2 separate regions of the Mus musculus genome follow, and region 2 is linked to region 1. A link is a loop called in an ENCODE intact Hi-C map of the cell type or tissue named here. Cell type or tissue: gastrocnemius. All regions are shown on one strand. Each heading gives the region's core, and the rest is flanking DNA. Links, peaks and the distances in the headings are about the cores only.

Region 1 (8,655 bases), core at 176-8,175:
ACCTCAGCCAACACAGACTGGCGTGCGTGCCCCGCCATCTCCGGACAAGTGTCTCTTTGAGCAGCTCACTCTCAAGTAGGAGGAATCCTCACCTCCAAGGGGCTCCCTCCTCTGCTCTGCACCAAGTGGCCTCAGGACCTCCAGGTGAACTGAAAGCCACTAGGAAGTCAATACCTTTCAAGTGTGTGTCTAACAAACCTAGGCTGGCAAAGTCTGCCGTGAAAGCTGGGCAATCAAAGGCTGGGATAGAGCTGACTCACTTTAGCTCAACCAAAGACCTGCCATTCTCATGAAACCTCCTCAGAGTTCCATCGTTCCCCCGACAATTCCATGGAGTCCCCCTCCCCCAGCAGCCCTGGCTTCCACAAGAGTGGGAGCCGGCCGGTTGAGTGACGTTCTCACCCCTCATCAAAAAAGCTTCTGTTTGCAGGAGATGGAGGCTACTACAGAGACCCAAGCCGGTCAATGATCACAGTATCCATCACCAGCTAACAAACCTCTAACACAGCCTGTTCTGAGACCAGGGGACATCATAGAAGAAGGGTCAGAGAGACTGTAAAGGCCAGAGGACCAGGACATTGGCTGGAGGCTGTCTTCCATGTAGGAACAGAAAGCTCTACCTAAGACATCTCAACAGTATGGTCACCTAAACAAAGCCCTGCATAGTGATCACATAGTTGACAGTCAAGGTGGATGGAGAAAATCTCACATGGCTTTCCCCTGGATGAAGAGCTACAGAGAGCTTAGAAAGGAAAACCAGTCAAGGCCAGGTCCTCGGAGGGGTTGTGTACTCCCAAGAGAGCAGCTGTAACTATTTACCCAGAACAACAACTGAACGGACTCCGGGGTGTGTGTTGGGAGAGAAACAATAATAATTATATAGAAGAATAGGTCATGAGGCCAACAAGGGGAGAAGGAGGGTGGAAATTATGTAAATACAGTACTTGTGGAATTCTGAAAAACAAACTCAGGACTTTGTGAGCATCCATTATAGCTCAGCCTGAGGGGCTGGGTGCACTTTAGGGAAAGAAGGAGGCTAGCGATTGCAGTGCACAGAGGCTAGCCCAACCACGGCACGAGTGTGCAAGGAGGACTGTCGTGGAAGAAGACAAAGGAGGTTCGGTCTGTCGCCAGGACTTGCTTTTTCCCTCTGTAGGACACAGTCTCTCCATTCTGCTAGTGCTAGAAGCCTGTTGTCCACAGACAGCTCCCCTAAGTGGCGTTGCTGGAGTCCTCACCACAGCCATCATCACTGGACCACACAGTCTGGCACATGACCCACTCACTCCAGGGCACTCCAGGGGCAAGTGCATAAACTAGGTCATTCTGAATTTCCCCTCCAGTTTTGCTGTGTAACCCAAGGACTGAAGGACATTCATTCTTGTCTTCAAATGACACCATCTCAGACTTCCCGAGGAAAGATCTGGCCAGATAACAGATCCCACAGCAGTGGGGATCTCAGAGGAAAGGGGCTCGAAGAGAATCACTTGGAATCCTGAATCCAGCTCTACCTGCAGTAGTTTCCACCCATCCATATGCTGCGGTTGCAAAGAGCCAATACATCTTCTTTTATCCCATACAGTGTTTTGAAATGTGTTTCTCTTGGTGCCAACATGAGTATTAACAAAGGCAAGGTGTGGGCTGGAGAGATAGCGTGGGTCGTTAAGAGCACAGACTGCTCTGCTCTTGCACAAGACCCACACTGGGTGGCTCACAATCACCTATAACTGGAGGATCCAACGCCTCTGACCTCTGCTGGCACTACGCATGCACGTGCGTGCACACGTGCGTGCACACACGCACTTAAAAAAAAAAATAAAAATCTTCTACTGGGCACAGTGGCACATGACTTTAATCCCAGCACTCAGGAGGCAGAGGCTTGTGGATCTCCGAGAGTTCAAGGCCAGCCTGGTCTACAATGTAGTTCCAGGACAGCCAATGCTATACAGAGAAACCCTGTCTCAAAAAACAAAACAAAACACCCCCCCCCCCAAAAAAAAACCTTTAGGGATAAAAAAGAAGATGCATTAGAAAATGGAGCAAGGTTAAACAGGAGGGTGGTGGCTGAGGACCCCAAGGTCAGGCTGAATCATCTGCTTCTTAAATCCTTTCTGGGACTGGTTGGCCACAGGTGGAAGACAAAGGAGTAAAGGGGTGGGGGTGGGGGAGACAATGGAGGGCGCAACAAAGAGAAACAATGTAAGAACAGGAGAGAGTAAGCAGGGAGAGAAGACGCTGGAACAAAAGGAGAAACAACCAGGGGCCCTCCCTTCTCTGGGCTCCATCTGTTCTTCCCATACCCCTGAGCAGGGCCAGCTAAACTACACAACCCAGTACAGAATCAAAACGCAAGGTCCCGTGTTCAAACCTCACAGGTTTCAAACAGGATGGCATAGACCTGTGATCCCAGCACGGTACAGATATTTTTTGTTGTTGGTGGTGGTGTTTTTATTTGTTTGTTTGTTTGTTTGTTTGTTTATTATAAGTACACTGTAGCTGTCTTCAGACACACCAGAAGAGGGCATCAGATCCCATTACAGATGGTTGTGAGCCACCATGTGGTTGACTGGGATTTGAACTCAAGACCTCTGAAGAGCAGCCAGCGCTCTTAACCGCTGAGCCACCTCTCCAGCCCATATACAGGTTACTGTAGGAAGATTGTGAGCTTGAGGTCACAGTAGGCTTCATCATGAGACAGTGTCCCAAGAAAACAATACTTATGATAACAAAGAATCCAAGGTGGTGATGGCACCGTATTAAACACAGGTGCCACTGCGGGACCCTGTGCAACTGCTCTGGTCACATGATCATGAAGCCTGCGCAGTCCTCAGAGAAAGATGAACTACTCCGATTTTCCAGGGTTCTGTGTCAGGTGTTCCAAGCACAGACGAACGTTATTCAATCTCACGAAGGGAGGCACAGTTCACTCCCCAGCCCAGCCCAGCAGCTCTGAGAAGCCCTGCTGCAGAAAGAGAATTCATTTCACTTCATTGAAACCAACACTTCTCAGATTTGTTTGACCACAGTAATATCGTTTAATCTAGTTCTCCGTACTGAGGCCCCCACATGAGCACTGTGGAAAACACTCCAGTTGTGAGGTTTCTGGAGCCAGAAGGGGCAGTAGCCATCATTCACAGCTCTCTCTCCCCTGAGGTCTGTCAGCAAATCCACTCTGCTTGGCCTCCACGATGACACTGGCCTCTTTGTGCCCCCTTTGATGGGGGCAGAGGACTGGGAGGGACAGGGGACAACGTGGCTGAGGCTGCACAAACCGAGGAGTTCCAGAAGATGGGACATCAAGTCTCCTGGACACCCCTACACCCAGGCACAGACAAACCTTTGTTTAACCTGATACGCTCCAATTTCTTTCCTCCTCACCAGCTTCTAACAGATCCAGGGAGGGGGCTTTGGTGTCAAGTGCTGGAGAGGGATTCCTTAGTTACCGTGGTGGTAGAACGTGTGACTCTCTTAGATTTTATCTAAGATAGACAATGTATCCCACAGAAGTTCTGTCAGAACCAGGAGTAGCATTTAATCAGAACCAGGGAGTACCCAGAATGCTTATCTAGCTTTTAGTTTTGCTAAGAAGAACAAAGCTTAATGCAAATAAAATAAAATAAAATAAAATAAAATCCTGGAGCAGTGTTTTCCTTTCTTTCCGAACTGGGGCATTTTGCATAAACGCCCAGTGTTGACTCCCTCTCCCTCCTCCAGCTTCAATGTATTAGACAAGTCACTGTATTCTTTCTGTACCTTTACTTTCTCACCTGTAAAATGGGAGAGTTGACAGAAACAAAGACTCCTCTGGAAGTAAGAAAATGCGTAAAGGGCAGGGGAGCTGACTTAGCAGTTGAGTGATTGATTACTCTTCTTGCAGAGGACTCGAGTTTGGTTCCCAGCATCGACCTATGACTTTAGCTCTGGACTCCTCAGGCATCTGGGCTTATGTATGTGTGAGAGGCCGCACTGCGAGCACACACACACACACACACACACACACACTTTAAAATAAAAGTAAATTCTAAAAGAAAGACAAAGAAAATGTGTGAAAACGCCATCTGAAAACTGAGCCCTGACAGTGCTGTAATCCCAGTACTTGAGGCGTGAAAGCAAAAGATTCAGGAGGTGTTAGTCCAGTAGTCCAGCCTGGGCTGCACAAAATCCTGTGTAAAAAGCCAAAGGCCAAACCGAATGAACAATAACAAAACCCCAAGAGCCACATTTCCAGCAAGACGTGAACAAATGCTTTCAAAATCATAAAGAACAAAGACTGTGAAAGTACTGGGCAGGAGTCCACTCCGCTGTCTCCGTTTTGGAAACATATCTAGGGTCCTAAAGGAACAGCGTCTAACGTGCCTCTCAGAGTGCACTGCTGACACCTGCTGGCATATACTGGTATTACAAGGGTGCTAAGCTTGGAAATCCCTTTTTGTGATGAACAGGAGAAAACTGGACCGATTTTCATGCACATTGTGTTCCTCGGGACCAGGAATTTGGACATCACCGGGACCTTGTGGAAATGTACATATAGTCTCTGCGTTCTAATGAGACCTTCCCTGGAGCTCTCAGAGCAGACTCTAGTAATCTGTGACTTTTAAGTTGGGTGGTACAATGGTGAATTCTTATCATGCCAGCACTTGGGAAGCAGAGGTAGGAGGGCCACAAGTTCAAGGCCAGTCAAGGAAACAAATGGATATATGACCTCAAAAATAAACGTTTAAGAAAGAAAGAACAGACAAATCTTCTAGCTGGAAATGGTGGCATAGGAGGATCAGGAATTGGATGTTCAAGGCCAACCTCAGCTACTTAGCAAACCTAAGGCCAGCCTGGACTACATGACAGCTATGTCTCTAAAATAGATGTGTTTGGACTACAGAAAGTGACTAGGTGTGGAAAGAAGAAGGTACATCACAGAAAGGATTTCAAGACCTCTCAAAGGGTTCTACTGTGCCGGCCCAAGCCCTTTGGTACATACTTTCCAGGTACACAGAGTCAGGCTCTCCCTGGCCCAAGCCCTTTGGTACATACTTTCCAGGTACACAGAGTCTAGCTCTCCTCTCCCACATACACTGTTTCTCTTTGTTAAAACCCTATTTCCTACTTACTCTACTGAACACATTTTTCCTCTCACAGGGAAAATGTACAGGTTCACAAGGAAATGATGAGGAAGCAGGCCTCCCCATCACAGAGCATCCGCCTCACCCTCAGGACTTTTCGTTCTGAAGTGGCTCTAAGCAATCCTTTATTCACATAGCAGTGAACTTTGAGTTGTTCAAGCAAAACATTACACAAATGAAGTTTATCAGTTGAATTCAGTGGTACGTTACAGAAGAAAAATATAAGCTGCGCCACAAGTTCTCAAACAGAACAGGAAATCAGGCCATCAGGGAATCCAGGAAGCTGGTGTTTCCAGGACAACACCTTTAGAGCAAAAAAACATTTAGCCTTTCTTGGGTAGCCAATCCAAGCATCTATTTGCCTCAGCTTGAGTAGACTTCAGATCTCAGCTCTTCTCCCTGGAGACTAGTGGATCTCCCGAAGAAAACAGATCTGCTACAACTAAAAATGAAGAAAAGGATGACAGGGCAAGGGTATCAACGACCAAATACTGGCAAGTAATGATGTGAGGGAGGAAGGATTGTACTAGCTCATGGCTCGAGAGTGAGCACCATGGTGGCAGGAAAGCTGCCGCTGTGAGGCCAGGCCCATGGGAGAGGAGTGTGAACCTGCTTCCTCACATGTCAATCATCAGGAGGCACAGAGATAGAGAACCCATAAGCCTTGACCGTATGACCATATGACCCTGTAGCCATATCTCTGCCAACTAAGCCCCATGTCAGAAAGAAAGGAAGAAAGAAAGAAAGAAAGAAAGAAAGAAAGAAAGAAAGAAAGAGAGAAAAAAGAAAGAAAGAAAGAAAGAAAGAAAGAAAGAAAGAAAGAAAGAAAGAAAGAAAGAAAGAAAGAAGAAAGGAAAGGAAAGGAAAGGAAAGGAAAGGAAAGGAAAGGAAAGGAAAGGAAAGGAAAGGAAAGGAAAGGAAAGGAAAGGGAAAAAAGGTTTTACAACTTCCCGGAACAGTATCCCTAGCTGAGGACCAAATGTTGGAGCACAGGAGCCTATAGGAGACTTTTCACATCCAAAACATATGGCAGCAGGCAAAACCAAGAGCTGTGCATCCCTGCACTGCGAGGGGGACGTGCATCATAGTACTGACAGATGACAATGCCAATAACATGGGTACTCTAAAACTATGTTTTTACTGTTCCTAGAGGTAACTGCTTACACAGGGTATCCAATGGGTCACCAGTCAGAGAGACCTTGGCCATCTTTGGTTCTTTATACCATTGCATCAGATTAAAACAGATAATTACATAGTTGAAAGGACCTCTACCCTCCTGAGGGTAGCTCCTCTGACGTCTCCTTCCCCATCTGATACTCTGATGTCTACCGGCCACATCCTACAATTGATGGGGGACTTATGGTTACCTTTCTAAAATAAGAGATAAGAGGAGAGATGGTGCAGCTCTGGGAAGTGCCGTCACCAGAGCTACGTAAGAGTCTTAGGAAAACAAAACGGAGGAATAAATAGCCGCTGTCTCATAGCAACGCTGAGCTGAACAATGCTCAGGGTGTATTTTGGTTAGAAAACCGTGCCTACAAAAAAAAAAAAAAAAAAAAAAAAAAAAGACTGATGAAATTAGCTACTTCCCATTAATTATGGCTGATAGCGTTGGTCCAGAGCTAGGAGAAAGGAGCTTCAACCAGGCAACTTATCTGCTTCCTGGAATTCTGCAAGGACTGGCCGGTGTCCTTGGAAAAGCTAAAGTGAGTGAACCTGGGCTTCAGGGTTCTGTGAGGTTTGGCAGCTGCCTCTCCAGCCTGTTTTCTTATGTTCTGTGTACTGTTCGCAGCTACACTTAACAGCTCATGTTCCTAACAGCACGGAGGAATCTGGGATGGGTCTTCCCAGCCCCACACAGACATGTCAGCACAGAGCTAATGCACTCACCAGACCTGCTGGAAAGCTAAAGTATATCTAAAGTATATCTCTGCCCCAAACTCTTCTACACAATGCAGGCACATCTGCTTCGCTGCTGGGGGAATCAGACACACAAACAGTCCAAGTACCTAGTAGATATTCATGTCTTGGACTCCTGTTTCAGCTCTAAATTCAGAGTGGATTTTGCACTCTAAGCTGTAACTTGTCTTTCTATGCTTTTTATTTGTATTTTCTTTTAAAAAATATGTATCTTTTTATTTTCAGCTGATGGGATTTGGTTCTTGCCTGTCACCAAGTTGTTTCTAGAAGGTCAACCTGAATCATTATCATCCTTGGTCTCAAGGGCCCTCCGGATGCCCCACCCATGTGTATATTGTTAAATAAGAAGCTAACATTTGGGCTGGTGGAGAGATGGCTCAGCAGTTAAGAGCACTGGCTGCTCTTCCAGAGGTCCTGAGTTCAAATCCCAGCAACTACATGGTGCCTCACAACCATCTGTAATAGGATCTGGTGCCCTCTTATGGTGTGTGCCTGAAGACAGCTGCAGTGTACTCATAAAAATATATATTAAAAATTTTTTTAAAAAGGAAGCTAATGTTTTCTCTCAAACTCTGAGGGCCACATTGTCTCTTGGGAAGTGGTAGGTGCGGATGGTACCATCTGGCGAGATCACTCACTGCAAGCCAAAGGAACTGCAGTTCCCCATCTTGGCTCGGACACTCAGTTCAGAAGGCACTAAGCCAGGAAGTAAGCCAGGAAGTAAACCTGGTTAGCTTTGTACTCATTACTTTTCTTATTACTCAAAAAAAAAAAAAAACAACCCACAAACCCCCCAAAAAACAAAACTAAACAAACAAACAAACCAACCCCCGATAAAAGCAGTTTACGTTAAGCATTTACGTCAGTTTGGTTCGGGAAGTCGCAGCACTAGGACCCTGAGACAAGTGGTCACCTTGTCTCCACAGTCGCCAAGCACTGCAGAATGAATGCTGGTGTTCAGCTCGCTGTTTCCTTTATACTGAGTGGGATAATCGGCCCTCCTCGGAATGCTGCTGCCCAGATATAGGGTGAGCTCGCATCACCTAATTAATCTAATCCTGAAACTCCCTCAGAGAGGTGCTGAGGTGTTTCCATGGTGATGCTAAATCCTGTCACGTGGACAATCCAGGTTGCCCATCACATCTCTGTGGACTCTGTGGGTACAAAGGGGGAGTCCAACAGTGTCTGCAGAGACACCTCAACTGCACTGACTGTATCCGGGCCCTCAGAAACTCGAATTTGAAGCTCTGCTTTCTTTTTTTTTTTTAATTTTTTTTATTAGATATTTTCTTCATTTACATTTCAAATGCTATCCCAAAAGTCCCCTATACCCTCCCTCTGCTCTGCTCCCCTCCCCACCCACTCCCTCTTCTTGGCCCTGGCGTTCCCCTGTACTGGTGCATATAAAATTTGCAAGACCAAGGGGCCTCTCTTCCCAATGATGGCCAACTAAGCCATTTTCTGCTACATATGCAGCTAGAGACACAAGTTCTGGGGATACTCATTAGTTCATATTGTTGTTCCACCTATAGGGTTGCAGACCCCTTCAGCTCTTGGGTACTTTCTCTAGCTCCTACATTGGGGGCCCTGTGTTCCATCCTATAGATGACTGTGAGCA
Region 2 (8,655 bases), core at 258-8,257, 220 kb before region 1:
CACCTACAGAAAGACATCCTGGTCTCCTCCCAGTTTGGGCAATTCTAAGTAAAGCCGCCGTGAACCGCATGCACGGGGTGGTTTTGCAGAGTGTTTGGTACGGGAAGCATGCACAAAGAGAGAAATGCAAGGAACGATCTCACTGCGCTTCAAAATGAGCTTCACACTCTCTAGAGAGCTGCCTCTTTCTAAGAACACTTGACAAATTAAACTTGGCAATGAGTCTGGTTTTAGTTTTACACACAGATGAATACATGATGCCTTTACCCAAGCACTTCAAATAGATTTATAAACCCTAAATGTGACGTGAGACGCAGATCTTTCCTTTGGTACCGATTAAATTCAATGCATCTACAGAACTCAAGCATCCATTCCCCTGCACGTGACCTGAACACAGGAACGAACAGAGGCAGTGTTGAAAGGCGAGTGACGGTGTCCCTTCAAACACACCACCAGGTGGCCAGCAGAGATGAGAGCAAATTCTCAAGCAGAGACACCTGGAAACCTCTGGAACTGGGTCCAGAAAACAGTTAGGGAAGTAACCAACTATACCTCAACAGCTCCCTGCAAACGTGATTAAACAAAAGCCACACGAATCAGGCCCAGGCTGCAGTTCAGCAGTAAAGCATTTACCCAGCACCCATAGGCCATGGGGTCATCCCATCCAACATCAAAAATAATAGATCAATGGATGGTTGGTAGATAGATAGATAGGTAGATAATAGATAGATAGATAGATAGATAGATAGATAGAGAATAGATAGGTAGATAGACAGGTAGATGGTAGTTAGGTAGATACTCTGAGACACAGGCTACTCGGGTCACACGGGCCAAAGTTGCGGGAAAAGTGAACTTCACCTTACAATAGACAGAAGGGCTCAGACTGAATTGTTTTGTGACCATTAGTCACAGCCAGGATCAGGAGCAACATGAAGGAAGATGGCGGCATGGGAAACAAACTGATAATCCCAATGTGAGGCGTCAGAAGGCCTTGTTCCTAACTGTCCTGTGCCCTAGGAAAGGCTAGCACCAGACAGGAGAGTTCTCCAGTCTGTTTCCTAGAGTCCACAGCCCTGGGCTGACTCACACATCCCTGTCTAGGTGGCAGACCCTGGTGGTGGCATGAGCCCCATCTGCAGCAATCACTGTCATTCGAGTGACAGAAATAGGAAGCCGGTGATCTGAATGCTACCTCTACCTCCACATACTCTCAAGGAGAGGGGACCAGGGAACACCTGGGCCTGCCTCTTGCTTTCTTTCAACTGCCAAGTCCCAGTGAAATTGTTAGCCTTGTATAATGTACCCAATTACTGAAGGAAAGCAAGTTATCCACTCTTGTGTTCCCCTCAGCTGGCAAGCAACAAAATAGTGTCTTTCCCCATTTGGGTAATTTCTCTCCTGATGAAAATTACTTCCAGATCCTGTGTTTTCTGTAGTTTGCATTTTTCAACCTACATGAAACCCAGAGCAGAAAGGAAGGGAAGGAAAAGGACTCAACATTTTAAACACCATACACACACACACACACACACACACACACACACACACATACACAGACACATACACAGACACACTCACAAACACACACAAACACATGTAAAGTGCAGTCACAGAGCCTGAGTATGATGGATAAATTAAAAAAAAAAAAAAAAAAAAAAAACATAAGATAGGGGCTGGAGAGATGGCTCAGTGGTTAAGAGCACCAACTACTCTCCAGAGGTCCTGAGTTCGAATCCTAGCAACCACATGGTGGCTCACAACCATCTGGAATGAGATCTGACACACTCTTCTGGTGTGTCTGAAGACAGCTACAGTGTACTTACATATAATAAATAAATAAATCTAAAATAAATAAATAAGATCAAGCCAAGGCTGTGTCTTGACACATTAATGTCCATATATATGTAGAATTATGTAAGGACATTAGATATATATGGACATGCAAGCCTTAGGAAATGAATGGCTTTTTTGTTGGCTTTCTTGTAAGGTCAAATGGGTTTTCAGCTCACTATGTAACTTACGCTGTTCTCAAAGAGCAATTCTGCCTCTACCATTAACCCCAACTCATAAGCCAAAAATACATCTCCTAACATCCCCCATGTTAGGAGAAAACTCTAGAGGGTGAGACTTTCATCCTACCAACTAGCTGGTCAAAATCAGAGGCAGCAAGTGTGCAGGAGGAAACATGGAGTCTCTTGGCTTTTCCTGACTATGGATTACTCCTTTCCACATGTCACAAGGAAACCCCACTCAGCAAAGAAGAGCAATCATTTTACCTAAAAGTAAATAACTAAGCGTATCATAAAACAAAAAGACGTGAACAAGGAGAGGGACCTAGACAGGAGGAGAGGCTGGCAGAGGAAGGAAGGGGGAGGGGTGGATCAGGATCCATCGCATATCTGCATGGAATCGTCTAACACAGGAAAGAAAGAAAGAAAGAAAGAAAGAAAGAAAGAAAGAAAGAAAGACAGACAGACCACTCTGCCCTGAAGAGCAACTTCTGGCGAAACCAACAGAAACACTGGAATACCAGGAGAAAATGCTCACAGCACTACCAGAGAGCTGTGCAGCAAAACCCCCAAGCCTATGTCCCTGAAGGTCACTTCAGAGACAGAAACAGAAAGCCCACTGGCTGGACCTGCATGTCCAACAACAGAAGAATGGATTTTTAAGATATGGTATCAACACAAACAGGCTTCTTTTCATTCATAAATAAGAATAAAGTCCTTATCATTTGTAGGGAAATGGGGGCCACTGAAAATAATCAATAAATCAAGTTAAGCCAGTCTCATTCCCAATTTATAATGGACTAACTTCCCAATTAAACCCATCACCTTAAGTAAAAAAAAAAAAAAAACGCACCTCTTATACCTGACCTACTAAACCTCAGGATTCAGCGCTGCTGAGCACTGTGGACCACTGTAGAGCACTGGCGTGCTTCCCTGATGACTGGGTGACTGATAGTGAGCTGTGTGTCATTCATCAGTGTGCTATGCACATAATTGGTGTGTAACCCCATCTCATGGAAGCCCCAAATTCACAATTCCAATGTGGTCTACTTCCTTGTAAAAACTGAAGAGTCTAAGCTAAACCATCCTAATCCTGGGGCAATTATCTTACAGATAGACCCTGAACATAACAACATCCTTAGTTACTCCCCCCACCCGCACTGTCTTCAGGCATCACAGTTCGCTGGTTCGCTCACCCCATCCCAGACAAAGCGGGAGCTGTACATCACATACCACTGAATCTCCCGAGGGCACCTCCGAAGGCCACACCCCCAACCATATAACAAGTGATATCTTAAAAGAATAAATGGGACTCGCCCAAAATTTCAACCCACTCAAAAAAATGTACTATGAAGAACGGCAAACATGCTGAATGCACGAGCATGGTTTGACCCGGTGGACTTCTGTAAACACATTAGAAAAGTAATAGTTCTTAGCCCAAAGCTAGAATCACAGGCCCTGTCAGAGGCTTGCTTTTTCCACCATGGCCAGAGGCCGCAGTTGGCTTGCAAGCAGCCAGTGGCAGCATCCTCTACTGTGCCCTCTCCTGTAAGGCCATCGGACATTCAGTCTCTGTCAACTGCTTCTCTCGGCATTCTGACATTACACGCCCTCCCTGTCTGGTTTCTCTTCTCCATCACAGCCCTTCCTTTTTCCATCAAAGCTTCTGGCCCTCATTTCACAGATTAATACTGTTTAATCATCTGGAAACCACACTTCTAACCAGGCCTCTGCTCTCCACTCATTACCTGGGATCTCAGGTGCCCTCCCCTGAGCCCAACCCAGGTTTCTGGGGGAGATTCTTTTCTTTCCAAATCATGAAAGCAATGACAAGCAGTCCCTCACCTACCCCCGCTCTGGTTCATTCATTCAGTGAGAAAATCAAACTCTACAGCGCATCAACTAAGGCCTGTGCTCTCTGGCCCCTTCCCAAGCTAAACACTTATGTAAGTCCCATTCCACTGCTGTCTGGACTGAACACACGAACCAGAGCACCCAGCTATTGTGGAGTTTTCCTTCTGTTTACCCACTGTCAAGTGGGTATTTCCCAGGCAGCCTCTCCTCATCCCACAGAGACTGGCAGCAACCACTCTACCCCCACCTAGGCAACCAAATGTAACATCAAAGGAGCTCCGGGATGGCCATCTGTCCCTGCCACGCCAATGTTTATGCCATGTGGGCAGGAGAGAGTTGAGCCAGAGGAAGTGTCCCAAAGCTCCAACCCCCTTAACCGTATAAACCACAGACCGACGCCACCCGCCACCCAGGGCCTTCCATCCAGATGGCCTCCTACTCCTTAAAATGACTAGAGCGCGATGTGACTTATCTGGGGGAACTCAAAGAGCCCCGTGGACAAATATCTAAAACTAAGGCAAGATTCCTAATTCCACAGTTTTCCAAATATCATCTACCCACTTCCCGAGACAGTCCCAGTCATGGTGTTTCAAGTATCACTTACTTTACCCAATTCACAAAACACTAAAGACCTTGTCAGGACAGAGCCAAACACTAAGTTCCAGTCAGTGTGACATCATCAACAAAGGCCTCCTTCTCTCCAGAGTGGATGTGACATCAAAGGCTCTGCTCCTCTCTAGTCAGTGTGACATCATCATCAAAGGCCCTGCTTCTCTCTAGAGCCAGTGTGACATCATCATCAAAGGCCCTGCTTCTCTCTAGAGTCAGTGTGACATCATCATCAAAGGCCCTGCTTCTCTCTAGAGTCAGTGTGACATCATCATCAAAGGCCCTGCTTCTCTCTAGAGCCAGTGTGACATCATCATCAAAGGCCCTGCTTCTCTCTAGAGTCAGTGTGACATCATCATCAAAGGCCCTGCTTCTCTCTAGAGTCAGTGTGACATCATCATCAAAGGCCCTGCTTCTCTCTAGAGTCAGTGTGACATCATCATCAAAGGCCCTGCTTCTCTCTAGAGCCAGTGTGACATCATCATCAAAGGCCCTGCTTCTCTCTAGAGTCAGTGTGACATCATCATCAAAGGCCCTGCTTCTCTCTAGAGTCAGTGTGACATCATCATCAAAGGCCCTGCTTCTCTCTAGAGTCAGTGTGACATCATCATCAAAGGCCCTGCTTCTCTCTAGAGTCAGTGTGACATCATCATCAAAGGCCCTGCTTCTCTCTAGAGTCAGTGTGACATCATCATCAAAGGCCCTGCTTCTCTCTAGAGTCAGTGTGACATCATCATCAAAGGCCCTGCTTCTCTCTAGAGTCAGTGTGACATCATCATCAAAGGCCCTGCTTCTCTCTAGAGTCAGTGTGACATCATCATCAAAGGCCCTGCTTCTCTTTGGAACAGAAGGTCTGTGTGCAAGGGGACAGAAGTGAATGGAGATGAGTTCAGCCAGCTATGTGGGTTCTGTCTCTGGATTCAAAGAAGAGACTCTCACATGGCACAGATAGGAAGTTCGCTCACATGGCCTGACCCCGTATCTACCTCTCTGCATCCATACATCCAACCAGATGCAGACTAAAAGCACTTGAGGAAAAAAACCATACCTCTGTACAACACAAGTACAGATAAAATGTTTGTCATTGTCCTCTAGATAATACTGTGTAATAGTTTCACAGGCAGACAGTGCCATCGGGACTTGAACATCTGTGTGTTTTGAGATGCAAAGTGAAGATCTTGGAACTCATCTCCCTGCCCTGCACTTAGCAGAATGCCAGGTACACAATAGGTGCTCAATGTATGTAGTCTATTTGTTTCTTTAAAGACAGGTTCTCACTAAGTAGTCTAGCTGGCCTGGAACCTGCTATGTACACCAGGCTGGCTTCAAACTCCCAGAGAGCAGTGTGTTTTGCTGGGATTAGATGTGCACTGTTGTGGTACCCAGCATGCAATCTCTTTCCTTTGGTTTTCTGACTCCCAGGCTGGCTGGCGATCTTTCCACTACCTTACAATGAAGGACACACCCGAGAGGCAGAGCATGTCTGGTATGTGGTCGAGATTGCTGTGGACTATGGCTGGCTACCAGATAAAACTCAACACACTGAATTCCAACTGATATCTTTCAGACAGGAGGATGGAGCAAGATGCTTGGCAAGATTGTCTTCCCATTTCCACAGAACAGGCTTAGCCACAGGCCTGAGCACTGGGAGCAAATGGACATTATTCATCACATAAACCTGCCTTGGCTCCCTGGAGGTGGGTGGCTGGGCTCTGCACTGGCAGCCAAGGGATGATGCATCCATCCATCCATCCATCGCTTCATTCAGCTGGAGCAGCTGCAGTGTGAACACACGCGAGCTCAGACAAGCACAGGCTCCCTCAGGTCTGCCCCTGGCCTCCTTTAATCAAGCTCCTTCACCCCGGTGTTTCTCTCACTGAAGAACTCAGAAACAAACTACACTGCTCTGGATGTCTCTGGGCGGGTTTTAGGTGACCTCCAAAGACTTCTTAGGTGGGAAAGAGCCCTAAAGATTTGCAACACAGGAGCTGGAGAGATGGCTCAGGGGTTAAGAGCACTGACTACTCTTCCAGAGGTCCTGAGTTCAAATCCCAGCAACCACATGGTGGCTCACAATCATCTGTAATGGGATCTGATGCCCTCTTCTGGTGTGTGTGAAGACAGCTACAGTGTACTCACATACATAAAATAAATAAATTATATATATATATATATATTTTTTATGTATGTGAGTACACTTTGTTTTGCTTTTTGAAACAGGGTTTCTCTGTGTAGCCCTAGCTGTCCTGGAACTCACTTTGTAGACCAGGTTGGCCTCGAACTCAGAAATCCACCTGCCTTTGCCTCTCAAGTGCTGGGATTAAAGGCGTGCACCACCACTGCCCGGCTTATAAAATAATTCTTTAAAGAAACAAACAAGCAACCTGTTGCTCCTCTCTTGCTCTTCCTCACCACTCCTGCCCTCTCCCAATTCTCTCTCCCTCCCCCCTCTCCATGTGTTCATGGCCGGCCTCTACTTCTCTGCCTTTCTCTGCCTCTACTACCCTCTCAACTCCCCTTCCCATGCCTAAATAAACTCTAGTCTATACTAAAAAAAACTTTTTGCAGCACAGTTTCAGGGTGGAAGGTATTCAAGGGAAAGGGTGGGCAGGCAACACTGGGGAACTGGGAGTAAATGGAGCCTGGAGAAGGAAGGCAGCAGGAAGTAGTTGACCTTGGAGAGAGGTGACAATGGCTGAGCAGAGAGCTAGGGGAAGATTGCTCCGGGAAAGCAAGGCTACCATGCTCTGACACAGTCTTGGAGGACTGATGGGAGAGCAGCCTCTCCTGAGGCACTCAAGCAAACCACAAAGTCAGGGTGATTCCTGCAAAGGAGAGTTTGAGGGAAAGAATGACCATCAGTCCCACAGTTGAGGAGGCCCCAGGGCACCTTAGTTGGGAAAACAGACTGTAGAGCAAGGGGCCCAGGGTCTGCAGCAGTGGAGCTCTGCCATATCCCAGCTTTATTGCTCTAAGTAACTGACATACGCCTGAGTCATGATATGGAAGGCCATGGAGGAACAGAGGCCACAGGAAGTCCATGGGGAAGGGACAGGAGAAACCTGGGTGCTGGCTGTGGAAAAGCTCTCACAAAGGAAGAAATGAGGGTTTGGGGAGTCCTGAGTACTTGATCAAAGCCTCTCAGAGAAGTCCTCCCACAGAAAGAGACTGGGTCCCAAGGGTAACGCAGTGTGCATTACCACACAGGGGCAATTGTTGCTGATGTCATCCCTACCTCTTCTTGGGAAAAGCACATAACCCAATTAGGGTCACACAGTGTGACAAAAACACCCAAGGAGCTTTCTCCGGCAGCTGCTGGGCATGTCAGAGGGGAGTGGCCATGGCTGGCTCTGGATTCTGGCAGGGAGGAGCAACCTGCAATACTGGAAGAACAGGTTGAAGCAGGGCCCACAACAGGACCAGGAATGCCGGTGGGAAATCTTAGAAGCTGCAGGGGTCTGTCGGGCCTCAGGAAGCAGCCGCCATTCTGATTCCTACTTTGTTCAAAGCCGGCGGCACCCACCAGCATCTTACCAAAACCTGCTTAAGTTAACATTAAAAGAAAAGGAAAACGAAAACATGATGTGCCACCACCCGGGCTTGGGTACGTTCATGAGCAGCAGGCAAACCTGGGAAGAACAATATAGAAGTTCACATTGCTCAAAAGTTCCTTTAAAAAAAGTTATTTATGTGTGTGAGTGTTTGTCCTAGATGTATGTAACTGCACCAGGTGTGTGCCAGATGTCTGTAGAGGCCAGAAGAGGACATGGGATCCCTTGGAACTAGCATTATGGACAGCTGTGAGCCACCACATGGGTACTGGGAATTGAACTCACATCCTCTGGAAGAGCAGCAGATGTTCTTATCTGCTAAGCCATTGCTCCATCAAAAAAGTACCTCTTGGTGACGATCATTCTCTCCCACTAAAGGCAAACGGGAACTAGAGTGACACCACTGTCCCCCTCACAGGGGGTTAATGAAATGTGTGTGTGACCCTTCCAAGGAACAAAGTTATCTCTTTGAAGCCTTCCTCCTCTAAGTGACTCAGGCATGTTTTAGTCCCAGATCCTTTCTGGTAAAGCTCCAGACTGGTCACACACAATGAAACTGTCCGGTCTGACCACAGCAATGACTCTCCCACGAAATGGCCTGCTTTCCCCAAGCATGGTCTGCAGGTAGAAGA

The links. Hi-C counts contacts between places; a loop is a spot of excess contacts. Peaks named below come from ENCODE experiments on the same cell type or tissue, not always from the same donor. Only the 100,000 strongest peaks of a DNase experiment are listed, where the experiment ranks them.
Region 2: it touches region 1 in a loop (4-fold over the local background); 23 of 42 quality-filtered maps call a loop at or near these places.

The regions. Positions count from the first base shown.
Region 1 is chr16:90,163,497-90,172,151 of GRCm38, forward strand. It overlaps the pseudogene Gm7307. Among named protein-coding and RNA genes, the nearest start is that of Gm10789, 26 kb to the left of the region's middle. In gastrocnemius, for the core only: no CTCF peak of the experiment used is centred there; DNase peaks (open chromatin) are centred at 4,384 and 7,701.
Region 2 is chr16:89,946,872-89,955,526 of GRCm38, forward strand. All of the region lies in intron 2 of Tiam1 (T cell lymphoma invasion and metastasis 1), which reads right to left. Among named protein-coding and RNA genes, the nearest start is that of Tiam1, 9.6 kb to the right of the region's middle. In gastrocnemius, for the core only: no CTCF peak of the experiment used is centred there; DNase peaks (open chromatin) are centred at 3,555 and 4,136.